Linked DNA regions of Homo sapiens: region 1 is linked to region 2. Evidence: read pairs that join two places in POLR2A ChIA-PET (ENCODE). Cell type or tissue: HepG2. All regions are shown on one strand. Links, peaks and the distances in the headings refer to the core of each region. The heading gives the core; the rest is flanking DNA.

The links. ChIA-PET counts read pairs that join two places held together with the same protein. Peaks named below come from ENCODE experiments on the same cell type or tissue, not always from the same donor. Only the 100,000 strongest peaks of a DNase experiment are listed, where the experiment ranks them.
Region 1: POLR2A ChIA-PET joins it to region 2 with 5 read pairs; 1 of 35 experiments calls an interaction of 5 or more read pairs at or near these places.

What each region holds. Positions count from the first base shown.
Region 1 is chr6:114,044,851-114,053,092 of GRCh38, reverse strand. All of the region lies in intron 4 of HDAC2-AS2 (HDAC2 and HS3ST5 antisense RNA 2), which reads right to left. Among named protein-coding and RNA genes, the nearest start is that of HDAC2, 78 kb to the right of the region's middle. In HepG2, for the core only: no CTCF peak of the experiment used is centred there; a DNase peak (open chromatin) is centred at 3,542.
Region 2 is chr6:114,162,862-114,171,103 of GRCh38, reverse strand. HS3ST5 (heparan sulfate-glucosamine 3-sulfotransferase 5) reads left to right here. Exons shown (of 5, transcript NM_153612.4): 3 at 2,642-2,753. All of the region lies in intron 6 of HDAC2-AS2 (HDAC2 and HS3ST5 antisense RNA 2), which reads right to left. Among named protein-coding and RNA genes, the nearest start is that of HS3ST5, 180 kb to the left of the region's middle. In HepG2, for the core only: no CTCF peak of the experiment used is centred there; DNase peaks (open chromatin) are centred at 2,803 and 3,243; H3K4me3 peaks cover 1,583 bases.

The sequences.
Region 1 (8,242 bases), core at 2,009-6,008, 120 kb after region 2:
ATACATCTTATAAAAACAATTTCTTTACATTTGAGCTTTCAAAAAATTCTTTTCAGTTACATTTTATTGCACCTTTTAGGAATAAGAGTGCTATTTCATAATGATTAGAAACAGATTGAGGAGTTGAAAGGCAGAACTGAACTGATAGCAATACGCAGCTCCCATAGAAAGTGCCTGACTGGTATTTCAAAAACAAGTGTCTGTTATTTAAAGATAGTTCAGTTGAAAAGCAGTACCCTTTCAGTCATATCAAGTACCATGGCTGGTACTTGATCAGGCTAGATCTATTGATGAATTTATGAACCACATCAGTCTACCAGGTTTGCGGGAGGTGTTGGTAAAAGGCTTTATTGTTTCTAAAGATATGTGTCACCCCCTCTCAAAAACAGTCTGTCAAGAAGGTGAGTGTCTCCTAATAGATGGGTAGCACCATTTCAAAAAGGTAGCTTACCTTACACATATCTAAATGCACATGTCTCTGCTTTGCATTTCCATTTCTTTGATGACACCAGAGAACATCCTTAAGGCCAACTCTAAAACTGCCTGTTTCCTTGGTAAAGCCTCAAGAAGACTCACCTAAAGGTTTGGGCGTAAATTATAAAAGAAGTTGTAATTGCTACGTGATCAGGTAATCCAACACTAGGTCCTGTAAATAAACTTAATATGACTCTTTAAAGGTGAGACTCTCTAGCAACGCCAGATGATCATGTTGCCATACCAAGTAGAACTAGTGAGTCACAGTTCAGAAACTGTAGGAGAAATAAATAAATAACTCAGCCTGGAAGAATCAGAGAAGGCTTCCATGAGGCACATTTGAAGATCATAATATCTCACCAGGCAGACAAACAGGAAAAGCATACTCTAGGATGAGGGAAACAATACAGCAAAAGCACAAAGTGTGAAAAAGACTAGCATATCCAGTATAGCTGGAGAGTAGGTCATAAGAGAAGGTGGAATGTAAGAATGGAAACTGCAACAGAGCTTCCTAGGCCCTGAGCGAGTCCTTCCACCATAGCCTTGAGGGGACCCTGCTAGATAGCAGGCCAGGCCATCATGCTGAGTCTACACCCGGCTGATCCTTAGAGGCTGAGGGTTCAATATTGGAAAAGAGATGATAAAATTAATAAGCCGAAGGTTATCTTTCAAAGAGAAAAAAAAAAAATCACATGATTGGTGCCCATAGAATCATCATTTTCCTTCCCATTCTGCTTCACTCTTCTCTTTGCTTCTCTCACTTCCCTTCATGGCCAGTAGCTTTGCTGCAGCTGATGGGATCCTCCATATTTGGCTCATTTTTCTCCTGAGATTGAGGAAAAAGTGTTTCTGTGGGTATACTGACCATGGAAGAGTCATATTGTCTCCTTGCCACTGAGCTTCTCACTAAAACTTCACCCATCCTGAGACTATAACAGGAGACATAGGAATGAAAAGAAAAACAAACACAATATTCTCCTGCAAGATAGGTGTTGAGTGTTCTCAAAAAAAAAAAAAAAAAAAAAGCCAGGAAACATATTCATTTCATTACAAATAAAGCAAATAAAGTCATGCATCACTTAATGACAGGCATATGTTCTAAGAAATGCATCATTAGGTAATTTTGTAATTGTGTGAACAATATAAGAGTGTACTTACACAAACCTGGATGGTATAGCCTGCTAGACACCTAGGCTATATGGTATAGCCTATCACTCCTAGGCTACAAGCCTGTACAGCATGTTACTATATTGAATTCTGCAGGCAATTGTAACACAATGATAAAGATCTGTCTATCTAAACACATCTAAACATAGAAAAGGAACAGTGCAAATATATAAAAAATTGTTAAATGCTACACCTGTACAGTTAGGGCACTTATCATGAATAGAACTTGCAGAACTGGAAATTGCTGTAGGCATCAGTGAGTAAGTGGCGAGTAAATGTGAAGGCCTAGGACATTGCTCTACACTACTGTAGATTTTATATATAAACACTGTACACTTAGGCTACACTAAACTTATAAAAGAATATTTTTCTTTCTTCAATAATAAATTAACATTAGCTTACTGTAATTTTTTATAAAATTTTTAATTTTTTCTTTTTGACTCTTTTGTAATAACACCCACCTTAAAACACAAACAACACATTGTACAGCTGTACAAAAATATTTTCTTTCTTTATATCCTTATTCTATAAGCTTTTTTCTACTTCTAAATTTTCTCATTCTTTCACTTTTTAAGCTTTTTTTGTTAAAAACTAAGACATAAATATATACATTAGCCTAGGCCTACACAGAATAAGGATCATCAATATCACTGTCTTCCACCTCCAGATCTTGTTCCACGGGAAGGTCTTCAGGGGCAATAACAGGCATGGAGCTGTCATCTCTTATGATAACAATGCTTTCTTCTGGAATACTCCTGAAGGACCTGCCTAAGGCTGTTTTCCAGTTATTTTTTTTTAATAAGTAGAAGGAGAACACTCTAAAATAATGATAAAAAGTAAATACACAAACCAGCAACATAGTCATTTATTATCATTGTCAAGTATTATATACTGTACATAATTGCATGTTCTATACTTTGATACACCTGGCAGCACAGTTGGTTTGTTTCTATCAGCATCACCACAAATGTAATGCATTGTGCTACAACATTATGATGGCTACGAGGTCACAAGGCAATAGGAATTTTTCAGCTCCATTACAATCTTATGGGACCACCTGTCATATATGAGGTCCATTGTAGACCCAAAAATATCATTATGTGGCATATCACTGTATAAGCTAAACTTTCAGGATGAAATGGGCAAGCCATTTTGTCTTTTTGAGCTTCCCATTAAATAGGAAAATCAGAACAGGGAATTTTTATGCTCCTTCTTATGACATTATATCATTCCATGAAAGGGATTATTGGAGCATTTCTTGTGACACTGAACGTCCACAGAGTCAGGGCATGAAGGTGGAGGAGGAAGGAGGGGCCTCTACTGTACTTGTGCAAATGATCTCTCCAAAAAACGTTGTCTATGATTTTGCCTTTAAGGGCTCTTCTTTGTCACCACTCCCTTGCAACTAAACTTTCGTTTATTCAACCTTATTCTCAACTTTGGTTTCTAGTTTACCTATCCCTTCCCACATTAATTAACCTTTGCCACACAGCCAACCATCCCCCCAAAATTTAATTTAGTTCACAATTCTGTTGTTCAGCTGGACAATTCTTCTGTTCTGGCCCAGCTTGTCTTCCCTCTGCTGGCCTCTTTCACATACCTGTGGTTTCTGCCGGGTCAGCTGCTGCCTGGATGATCTCAGGTGGCCTCATCTAAATGTCTGGTGGCTTGTGCTGCTTAGTGATTGGTGCTACCTCCCAGTGTTAGCTGTTGGCTTGATGACAAAGGTGCCTAGGTCACATGTATCTTCTCACTTAGTATATGCACCAGGCCTCTTCACATGGTAGTCAGAAAGGGCTTAAGAGTAGCAAGAGAAGGCAAGTCCCAGTGTGCAAGTACTTTTTAAGTATCCGCTTCCATCATGTTTGCAGTAGTCTCACTGGCCAAAGTATGTCATATGGCCAAGCTCAAAGTCCACATGAGAGGGGATTTCATAAGGGTGTGGATACAGGAAAGGAAAGGAAATCATTTTTTTAAAAATGTTTTGGCCAGGCATGGTGGCTCATGCCTGTAATCCCAGCACTGTGGGAGGCTGAGGCAGGCAGATCACAGGAGCTCAGGAGTTCAAGACCAGCCTGGGCAAAAGAATTTTTAAAAAATTAGCCAGGTGTGGTGGCATGTACCTGTAGCTACTCAGGAGGCTGAGGTGGGAGGATCACCTGAGACTAGGAGGCAGAGGTTGCAGAAGGCCAAGCTCATGCCTCTGCACTCCAGCCTGGGCAACAGATTAAGATCCTGTCTCAGAAAAAAAAAAAAAAAAAAAATTGAAGAGATGGAATCTCTCTTAGTTGCCTAGGCTGGTCTTGAATTCCTTACTTCAAGCAATCCTTCCCCCAACCTCAGCATGAGCTGCCATGCCCAATAAGACAGGAAATTATTGTGACCATTTTTACAAATAATCTATTGCACTTCAACCTTGACTTTATCATGATGAAAATTATAATATAGCAATAAACTTTATGTTTCTTAATTTTTAAAGAAATACATAATCTTAATAAGAAGAGTGGTAGGTAGAATAATGCCCTCCCTCAAAGATACCTACATCCTAATCTCGGGAACATGTGACTATGTTAGCTTACATTGCAAGAGGGACTTTGCAGATATGATGAAGTTAAGGGCCTTGAGATGAGGAGAGTATCAAGGATTATCTGGGTGGTCCTGATGTAATCATAAGGGTCCTTAAAGGTAGAAAAGTGAGGCAGTAAGGGGCAGTTAGTGGAATGATAAGAACTGAAGAATGGGTTTACACTTCAAGGACCTTCAGGGAGATGCAACAATGCTGGCTTTGATGATGTAAAGAAGGGGCTAGAAGCCAAGGAATGTGTGCAGCCTTTAGAAGCTGGAAAAGGCAAGGGGACAGCTTTCCCCCAGGGCCTCCAGAAGGGAACGTAGCCCTGCTAACAACTTGATTTCAGCCTGGTGAGACCTGTGTTGGATTTCTAAACCTACAGAAATGCAAGATAACAAGTTCATGTTGTTCTAAGCCACTAAATTTGTGTTGATTTATTACAGTAGCCATAGAAAACTAATACAAGAAGCAAGAGGAAATGGAGGGCTCACAAAATGTCGTGTTTAATCAGCTTATTCCCCTTCATCATGAATGGGTGATGAGGCAAGAGCCATCAATCACAAAGGACATTTCCGAACAATCCAAACAGAAGTCCTGAAGGATAGGAGAACCTTTGCAAATCCCTAAGACTGAACAGGCCTAGTGAATGCAGGCAGAGTGACCCTGCAGGACACAATCCCCTGGTGATGGAAACATGGAGTGAGCAAGCCTCATTTCTTCTGGGACACCTTCCCTGTAGCTCAGAGTAAAAAACAATTTTCATGCTAAATTTCAGATAAGTTTATGCAAAGTGCACATTACATGATATTTTTTAATATCCTTAACATTATGGCTTTTATGCTGAAAAGAGAAAACATTTCTTTTCTTCTTACAAATTTGTAGTATCTCACCTTGATCCAGAAAATCTGAAGTCCCCAAAGATCAGAGCCAGGAGCCTCCGTCTTTTCCCAAGTTGATCCCAAGATTTCCTCTAAATGGCATTGAAAATCATTCTATAGGAAAATAAAGACCTGAAATGCTTTTTCTTGGACTTAATGAAATTCAGAGGTATTTATTGATCATCTAATCATCTAATACATTCCTAGCTCCTGAAGAATTCATCAATTACTAAAAGTCACTAGGAAAACCAGTTAGGCGTGTGACCAGAATACAGCTCTCCAGAATTCCAGCCCAGGGCCACTTGTCAAGAAAAGTACGTAAGTAGTTCTATTTATTATTTATACCTGCAGACTTCCTAAATGGATTTGAGGTGGCAATTTTCTAATTAAAATGTGTTTCTAATCCCTTCCTAATCTCGTTTTATTGGGTACATTTTAATCCCTTGTACTTAACCTTGAATAGAAGCATGTACTGAATCTGTATAAAAATATGAATTAGCTGAGTGCAGTGGCACATGCCTATAATCCCAGCTACTTGGGAGGCTAAGGTGGGGGAACTGCTTGAACCCTAGAGTTCAAGATAAGCCTGAGCAACATAGCGAGACCTCATCTAAAAAATATATATATGTGTATAAATTAGCATTAAAATTAAGATGTACATCCATTTAATATACATGTAATATATATGAACACATATATTTTTATTTGTAAGCCTGTTGAAAGAAGCTAATAATAATGGTTCATCCTTGGACCAATTCAAACATTCTTTTGCTAACAATTACCCATCAAATTTACAGCTGCCTTTAAAAAATTATATTCCAAAGGTGTCACAGTCTAGCCAAACAAAGTAAGAATATATAAGAGAAAAAAAGAAAAACTCAATAAATTGATATTTCAAAAGCACATCAACCAATCTGGAAACAAATACTTTGACAAAAGAGGATAGCTTGTCTAAAGTGTCACTATATAGTATAAGAAGTTTCAACGGTAAAAGGCAGATGTCTTCTAATCCGAGGATACTGAAAGTGCTATTAGGAAGTATTATACATCCAACTATTGTGTGTGTGTGCATGTGATTTTCAGCAATTCTTTAACTGGTTCATCCCATTGTGATGATCACGTTACCTTTCATCTTGACCATCACTGCAAGTATTCCACCTTGAAATTGTATCAGGTTTCTCTGAAAGCACAATTAAATTTAAAGATAAATTTAAGAATAAAGTGTTTACTTAGTATTATTGCCTGCATCTATTGTGTTTGAGGTCTCCTTCATTAATATAAAGTGATAAATTAATAAGCATACAAACCCAAGCCTGAACCTCTGAGAACAGAGTCTTGATAACTTTCTCTGAGATCCTGAAACGTCCTTAGGAACTCTGAGCTAAAGATCCAAGCAATTACTGAAAACAAAAGGTGTTCGCGGTGAGGGGTCAGAATCATAGGGACAAAAGAACCCCAACACAGACACTCACTGACACCCATTATCAACTATGTTTATACTCACAGACGAACCAGCCAAATCCAGCCACGCAAACCATTATTTTGGATGAAGTTTGTTAAGTTGGTCAAATTATTGGTTACTACATGATCATCCTCAAAAAGTTACTCCAACCTTTCCAATATCTGTCTCAAATAATGTCTTTGAAATATCTGGAGAAAGAACTTAAGAATTCATCGTGTGAAATTAATTCTTTGTCAATCTCTTTGGCTGCCTCATGCCCCCAGCCACTGTAAATGTACTCCCAGAGCATTTCCAGGAGTCCTTGGGAACTTCTAAGCTCTGCTGACATACAAGCCAGTCAGCACTACACATCACCTGTCAAACATGGCTGCCCTCCTGCTGTGTGCCTCAATGTTTGTTCAGTACTACAGCCAATTCTGTTCAGGCAGTGTGGCTTCCCTAGTCAGGCATTGCGGCTTCCCTAGTCAGGCATTGCCACAGTCTCCAAATAACCAAAGACCAAAGACCAATGACAATGGGTGTGTGTGTGTGTGTGTGTGTGTGTGCACGCGCATATGTGTGTGCATGTGTGTGTTTATGGGGGCAGGTAATTCTTTCTCTCCTATGTAATATTCCCTTTGAAAAAGTACCAAAGCTACACTATAGTGATATATCAATAAAGCCACTCTTTCAGTTCCTATGTTCAGAATCTACCCCTGACCTTAATAGGGTCAGGCTGGAGTGGAAGACAAATCTGTGTAACAGACACCATGTTAAACTCGGAAGCTTATGATAGATGTTTAATAGACATTAATGGAGTGGGTGAATGAATCACTCTTTCATTATAATGACAAAGGCATTACTAGAGGGATAAACTTATCTGCTCTTTCTTCCCTTCGATTGGGTTCTCTGCCAAGAGAACCTAAAATTCTTTATGCAAATAGATTTCTGGTGACCAGTCCACCAAAGAGTCAGACATATCCCCTAGCAGTGAACACAGTGCAGGATTTTGCTGAGCTCCTGAATGCCCATTACACTTTTCATGCATTGTAAGACACAAACACAAAGAACCAAGGGCTAACTTGAAACTCTGCTCTTCAAAAGACTTCTCGTGCCAGGTACCAGCATGACATTTCAAGTCACTTTGTTCCTTTATGCCTTGTAATATACTACAGTGAGGTGGTAGATGTCGACTCCTATTTATGTAAGAGTCCTTTTCCCTTAATAACATGGATCCCTAAATTTTCTCTATTAAGCTGTTAAATTTTACATTTAATTAAGCATGAGTTAAAATTGTAAGTTTCCAAAACCATAACTCAAATAATAAATGAAGTGCCACCTTCATCATATTAAACCAATGTTCTGAATATTCATTGTTCAGGGTTTTATGATATTAAAAGTGAACATCTTAGTTCACTAGTGGTATGGAAGCTAGAGCTAGTTTTTGTTGTTGTTTTGACACGGAGTCTCGCTCTGTTGCTAGGCTGGAGTTCAGTGGCGCGATCTCAGCTCACTGCAACCTCCGCCTCCTGGGTCCAAGTGATGCTCCTGCCTCAACCTCCCAGGTAGCTAGGACTACAGGCATATGCCACCACGTCCAGCTAATATTTGTATTTTTAGTAGAGACAGTGTTTCATCATGTTGGCCAGGATGGTCTCGATCTCTTGACCTCGTGATCCGCCCGCCTCAGCCTCCCAAAGTGCTGGGACTGCA
Region 2 (8,242 bases), core at 1,358-5,357:
TATATATCCTATGTGCAAAGGAAATGTCAAGGACATATCAATATTTGATTTCATTACACATTAGCTATGCCAGAGACCCTGCAGTCCTACCTAATGTAAACAGCTCACTAGGAGTCCACAATAGAAACCAACAAAAGATGCAAATCGATCCTGCTATATTTTAATATTAAAATTTTACAGCACTTTTTGAACTATTTTATAAATTAATTAATTTCAAAATGGATGAGGCAGTAACATTGAACTTTAGCTAATTATGTTTAAATTAAATATAAGCATTTAAAATAACCATTTTAATTAAATACAAGGTGCAGGCAGCTAATCATTAAAAGTGGAATTGGTAACTTGAGATTTATCATCCTGAAACCACTTGTACCACATTTCTAATGAGTTCTTTCCTCTACTTAAATGAAGGACTAAATTTATTTCCCCAACGTGGCAGCTAGTAAAAGATAACTCTTTCTCAGGTCATGGTTGTCAGTTTGATGTTGAATCAGAGTAAAGAAATCTGTTTTGGTATACTCGCTTTGATCCGAAACAGTATTTACTATTTGCTAATCCATTTCCAACTGACAGTACTGTAGTTCTACAGACACCTAAGAAAAGCCCTAGTAACTGAAACAGCATTTACTACTGCAACAGAAAATAGTTACATTTTGTAAAGGAAATTGATCCTTTTTATAGAGGAGACTCCAAGGAATAAAATCTAAATAATTTTGTGATTAAATTTTTAAAAAATTACATTACAACTTCAAGATTGAGGAATAACACTCAAAAAATCATTTTATAAATTATGGATATATATACTCTATATTTACATTTGTAACAATATACATATGTACATACATATATAAATTTGTATTTTTTAAAAAAAATCATCAGCTAGTTTTTCTAGTGCAATGTAATTATCATTTAGCATAAACTCTGACACTTAATAAATGTTTGTAAAGTAAGTGAATAAATAACTGATAAATTTTATAAAATGTCTTTTAAAGGGCTCTCTCTTAAAATCATTTTTTGTTAGCTCTTACCTTCTACTTTAACCTTCTCCATTGAAAGAGCTGATAAAGCTGAAGTGTATCTACTCACAGCTTTGAAGATTGTGTGTTTTTCCCTTATCTGTTGCTTTCCTGTATTCTAGAATTAGTACAAATGTTAAGAATCTAAAAGAGAGCATAACCTCTGGTGACTGAAAGGGCAATTTAAAGGCAAGTTTGCATGTTTTGTTCCTTGAACTAAATACCTGCAATTACTGATTGTCACATTTTTCTTCTGTTGTAAAAACTGAACTAATTGAAGGTATTACCCTTAGGGGACAAGCTCTACAGTATAATGAATGTTGAGTGCCCTCTTGAGTTTAGCATTTTAATTATTTATAATTATAATGATTTCTGTTTATTTGAGAACTTTGGAAATAATTCTAGTTTATCAAACAAATTGAGAAACAGAGTAGTTGAGGCTTTATTTTGTTATGTTTCATACTGAGGTCAGCAGGCTTATGGATATGCCAAGAAGTTCTCACAAGCAAAGGAGCCAGTTTTCTGGGCATGACTGATATGTGCCATGTTCTAAAATAGCTGGATGTGTTTTTTTCTACTCTCTCTCTGATTTCTCTAGAACGATGTGGGCAATATTGGGGTTGTGAGGTGAAGAGTTGACAAGAACTCAACTGGAAGAAATTGGAAATAATTTATGAAAGTATGTTAATCAGAGAGGAGACACAGTAGACTCAGTAGCTGGCTATTAGCCAAGTGTATACATTTTTAACACCTTTTTCTTTACTTGAAAGAGATTGTCTGTGTGTGTGTGTGTGTTGTACCCTAAATATATTTGCATATAATAGATCCAAGTAAAAGATGGGTTTCTAGGCCATTATGGACCAAAATAATCTTTTTGTCAACTGCAATTGAATATATATTAGTGAAATGATGTATTAGGGTCCTACAATCTGTTTAGATGTCATATACACTCTTAACAGCAGCCTGAAAGAGTAATTAAATATTACTTTTAAAAAAGAGCTTGGCATTGCAGTCTGTTTCATTTTTCTCATCTCTTTCTTTTTTTTCATCCCACTAATACAACACTTTAGTTTTAGAGCCAAACATGTACTCTGCAGCTAGAGAATTAGAATTACTGGTAGCTTACATTCAATTTAGGAAGAAGCAGCAACTGCATAATACATCCAAATAGTAGCAAAGGTAAGAATGATTGATATAAATAATCATATAGCTATCAACAGGTCTGGAGATACACAATACATAACATTTTAAAGGAGAATAACTTTAACCATTCTCACCTAAAATTCTCAGCAGCCAGATCAGAAACAAGGTTCTGCTATACAAATGTTATTTAAAAGTCTATGTGGGTAGCTCCCCATTTCCTAGCCCATCTCTGATCAAGGGAAATTAACAATTACATATTCCAGGGTTAAGCTCAAATGTGATTTCTGCTCTTCCCCTGCAAATTGTTCAATAAAGGACTGGAAGTACTGTGAAAAAAGAAAGAGAGAAAGAAATGTTCTTATCATCCACAATATACTTCTCCTTCCAACAGCAAATCTAACCACAGCTGGGAAAAAGCAGCAAAAACAAACAAACAAAAAGACTTAATTGGAAAATCACTTTGCCTCCTTGTCCACCCCCAGGTGCTAAAGCAAGGGATAAACCAAAAGGACAGCCAGTAGGTGAGGAGAGGCCATGGAATACCCGCCAACAAGATAATCATCGCTGGAATAATAGGGACCTGTCTGAATGTAGGTATGTGTGCCGAAGACTTCTACGTGCTCTCGCAGTCCATTATCTGGCATTCCCTACTTTCATCCGTGTTATATACCTGCCATCTCATCACTCACAGCCACTCGGAATCCCCTGGTGGCCCTCCAGCAGGAGGTCTTTCTCCTCTCTTGAGCTTCTAAAACACTGTACAAAATCACTTTAAACTGCTTCCTGCCTCAGTATTGCCCACATAGAAACCTTCCCCGTCAATGAAATGGATTCTTTTTTAAAAATTTTTTTTATTGATTTTCTTTTGCGTGTGTTGTTTTTTGTTTGTGTGTGTGTTTGTTTTTGTCAAGCTGAAGTTATCATGAAACTGATTCTTATTTCCTAAACACAGAGATCCTTTGTCTTTGCTGTTCCTATTATCTGAAATATCTTTCCCAACTACTCTTTGATAGTTTTAGGTCTGTTTACTCTCGAACGCCAAACAAACTCAAAGGTCACCCACATCACAACAATCTTGCCGATTTCCTCATCCCCATTATTTCCTTTCTTCCAGACTTCTGTAGAACTTGTTGTATACCTCCTCTGACATTTGTTTGACAAGTTCTATCGTGCTTTTTATCCATATGTGCATATATCCTGTGTCCTTGCTATAACAACTGTTTCTTTCTGGAAAAGACAGGATCTGTTGTGTTTTTGTATACCAGAACCCAAGAAGAGGGGAAACCAGCATGTCACCAGCTGCTGTGATGGAGTCAGGTAGCACAGGGAAGTGGCTCAGAGCAGGGACTCTGGAGCTAGACTGCCTGCGTTTGAGATCCTGCTCAGCCAATTACTAGCTGGGTGATCTTGGCAAGGTTTTTTGTTAAAACTGTTATGCCTTAATATCTTTAAAATAGGGATAATAATACTATGCATCTCATTGAGTTGTTGTGATTAAATGAGTTGATTAGAACAGTATCTGACACACATTAAACACTCAAAATTATTGCCTACTTACTACTGTGTCTACAGTAATATCCCATCTTAATTTTCTCCATAATGCTATAAAACATATGCATTGTTCCCATCCTCAAAACAGGAACACTGTGTCCCTGGATAAAAATACTAAAGGAAGCAGAATCAGAACTAAAGTTTCTGGTCTTAAACCCTAGGCTGTATCATTCTGAATATTGTCTCACACACATGTGCGCAGTGACCAGTTGCTATTGATAACAATAACATTTATTCCTCTCCAGCCACACACAGTGGCATGTGCCTGTAGTCCCAGCTGCTCAGGAGACTGAGGCAGGAGAATGGCTTGAGCCCAGGAATTTAAGGCCGCAATGAGCTATGATCGCACCACTGCACTTCAGTGTGGGTGACAAAGTGAGACCCTGTCTCAAGAAGAAAACAAATTATTCTTTTCTGTTCTTATAGTTTTAAACTAAAGTATGCTGAGATTTCACTGTTTTATATTAAAAAATAATCAGAAGATGAAATGTTTCCACTTAACTGTAAATACCTTTTTTTAGTGAGCTAATTCAAATTGGATGGAGTCAAACTACTTTTTTTCAGTCTGACTCAGAGGCTAAAATGCAACTCAACAAGTATTTTATGTTCTGGGGCACTGAAGGAAAAGGAGGGAGAAAAACAAAATGGTTATTCCTACCCTAGGGTATTTTAAATCTAGGTGACTCAGTAATGGAAACACAGCAGAAACATCGAACACAATTTAACCTCTCATTCCTAGGTTCACTGTGAGATTGGTCCTTTTACGGTCCCTCCCTCACCCTGTGTAATAGTGCAGGTTGGATACAGTATCATTATCTATAAAAAAATAACATTTTAGGATTTGGTGGAATATGCCATTTAAAAGTAAGCTATACAATTTATATGAAGTAGTTTTAAAATTATTTTATTCTATTTGAAATTGTTTTGGAGAATTTACAAAGACCTTGGCTAAATGGAGCATGCCAGCCACTCTTGGAATCTCTTTATTGTCTAGAAAATCATTAAGTCTTGTTCTTGTCACTTGCAAAGTTCCTTGGCTGCTGCTATTTCTTTGTGCATGTGAAGTACTGAGCACTGTGCTGGGATGTGGCAGATGACTGATAAATCCTTAGATTATTGGTAAATATTTTACCACCCTACTGATGATACATTAAGTTTACTGTGCCTCCCAGCCCAACACCGAAGTCCAGAGTAGCTTCATAGACTCTCAGTAGACCTAAGGAAACTACCTTTAGGTGAAGATGACCAAGAGTAGGGATTAGAAGGATGAAAGATGACCAAGAGTAGGGATTAGAAGGATGAGCAGTTTTGAACACTTAACCTTATTCTAGGTATTTTTACTTTATTATTTTTATTTATTTATTTTTTAAAGTTTTTTAGAGATGGGGTCTTGCTGTGTTACCCAGGATGGTCTTGAACTCCTGTCCTCAAGGGATCCTCCCGCGTCAGCCTCCCAAGTAGCTGGATTATAGGCAGGAGCCAGCGTGCCTGGCTTAGGTTTTTAACTTTACATACATCATTTCATGTAATCCTCAAATAACTCTATGAAGTAGGCATTGTTGTCCCCATTTACCAACAAGGAAGCTAAAATCCAGAGAGTTTAACTAATATGTTTAAAAATCACAGAGCTGGTGAGAAAGAATTTCCGGCGCAAGTCTAATCCAAAGACCAAACCAATGATGTAGCAGTCATGGGGGTGAAGTGAGCGCGAGGTTCAGTGTCCTGAGGTAGGTACTCTGACACTGACGTCAAGTTGCCTCAGGCATATTATAGAATTTCTTCATGCTTCAATTTTCTCATCTCACATGACATTACTATGAAGATCAAGATATTTTATTTGTGAAATAGCTTTGAAATGATTAGAGGTGCTATAAATATTAATTATAGTTGTGAGTTTGGTAAATATAAACATTGAAACCAAACATCCCCAAAGGATTTGAAAACCCTGGCAGGCGATGGGGAAGAAGTGGAAGTAATAAAATGAAACAAAGACCAAAGATGTAGAAAGCCCATGCTCATGCAGGGATTCTGGGAGCAAATCTAGACAAGATTGCCCCTAGTGACCTAGCGCTGATGCTGACCCGATGCTGTGCAGTTCTCAGTTACTAAGTGGCAGTTACCCTTACATGTTAGATCATGTTTTAAAATGTAGGTATAATGGCCATAATCACTAAACCAAGGATTGGACATAGGACAAAACATTAAATATCAGAACTGTTGCATATGGAGCCCTGTACCTTGTATAAGGAACAGTTGTATGGCAAGCTCTTCATCTGGAGCATTAAGAATAATACTATCCATCCATACATCATTTTAAAAGTACATCCCAGCATCCCTGAAACACCCCAGGAACCTCAATGGGATACAGCCCAGTGCTTCTTGGAACAATCTCTTTAACAGTTTTTCAGAGGAATTAATGGTACTTTAAGTTATGGCTGATGACTGGTTTTGACCTTGTAGATGTTGAAGGGAAGTAAATGTATTTGATGAGTTATTAAGCACATGCTTCAGTTATTATGATAGTAAAAATGGCTCAGTCTTATAAAACTGTGAGGTGCTTTCTGTTTCTTAGCACTTAATTGCATTCCTACCGAGTTTAGATAATGTCATTAATCTCAGCATGTGACATAGTATATTTATTTAAATTTAAGAAAATTACCCAAATTTCTTTCTATTCTTTTGTTTAGACTTATATACGTTTATTTCAGAATTACTTACTCCAGATGTTTTAAGAATTGTATTTTAACCCAAATGAGAACAGGCAACTTAACCAATACTTTAGACGGTATTTTAGAAGTCAAAAAGAAGTTAAGAAACCAGTTTTAGATGTCCTTTGTCAAAGCCTGCCTAGAGGAGGCCTCTGCTTCCAAGATATACTGCTGAGATGGAGAATCTATGATCAATTGCTGAATTTCATCTGGCCAATTTCAACTGTCAAGTATTTCTAAAAATATAGGCCTGTGACAATAACACATTGGACTTTGTTCATAGCCTCCTTAGTATTTGCAGTTTATCATTATTGTTAATTATTAAGCATTTTGATGGCAGAATGGGTTGCAAGAATAATGATCACAGTCACACAGCAACAAATGGCTAATTTGGGGGTATAGTCCTCAGTTTCAAAGGTATTTTGTAAACTGTAAGGTATTTTGTAAAGGTATTTTCTAAACTATACAAATATTATTTATAGGAATAATTTTTATAATACCAAATTATGTTTTTATGCAAGATAGTGAAATAGCAAAAAAAATCCTACATATTTTACTTTAAAAGTATTCATCAGCATGTGTTCTTTGACATATAACAGGATGTCTGTGAGAAGACTCATGAGAATTATAATAATATCTGCTCTTAATAAAGTACCAGCTGTATGCCAGACACTTTAAAATGGATCATTCTTAGTCTTCAGAACATTAGTTCAAGGAGATTTTGTTGTCTTCTTATACAGCTGAGAAAACTGCAGCTAAGATAGGTTCATAAGTAGATTAGTAAACTAATAAATGGTAGAACCACAATTCAAACCCAGATCTTTTAGACCCCTCTGCCCATGCTCTTTAACTATAAGAGAGGCTAGGAGTGAAAAAGAAAAACTCTCAAATAGAAACAATGATCGACAGATACATTAATTAATTAGTTAAGTAATAGTAGCTACCATTTATTAACAGGCCAGGTACTGGGTTAGCTGCCTTAGAGACCTTAAGTTCATTATCCTAGTAAACAGCTCAAAAGAGTTCATTCATCTCAGATTTTTCAAATAAATTAGAAATTAATATTCTCATTTGCCTTATGAGAGGTTTAACGTTCAAAGACATTGAGTAACTGACACAAAATGGCACACCTAGAGAAGAGCAGATCTAAGTTACCAATTCAGGTCTTGTCAAGTTCTAAAAATCCATATTCTTTCCACTAAATAATATTATATGCTAAAACATATGTCTTATTTATACAATAAAGACTCTGGACTACTGCGTACTTACCTTTTTTTCTTTTAACTTATTCTTGGGACGATTTCAGTTTTATTTAAAACTTACCGAGCTTTATGATATTCAGGAACTTTCAGATAGTTAGTATTAGCCCGACGAATATGGACTAGTTTGTGTTTATTCTAATGCTGCCCATGATTTCTGAGTCAGATTTTTACATTATAAATCTCATGTGCTCAATTTGTATTTCATAGTCTACAATTTCACTAAGAACTTTAAAAACGAAAGAGAATTTATTAAACTCAGGAAAACTGCCTCACATATGTAAATTGCTGCTCTGAAATACCACAAGTCACAAATACAACTGAATAGCTTTCATCCTAATCATATAAGAAGCCTAGAACAGCATTTTGCATTCATTCATTAAACAAGTGTCCATTGATGGCCAACTATTTTTATAGCGTTGTGCTGGGGACATTGGCAGATAATAATTCAAAACCCCCCGCCCTCAAAGAACTTTACAAATTAATTAAGGAGAAAAGGCAGGGTAACCATTAAGTAACAAAAGCCAAAGTTACGTAATATTGCAACTGTGAAATAAATCATGCT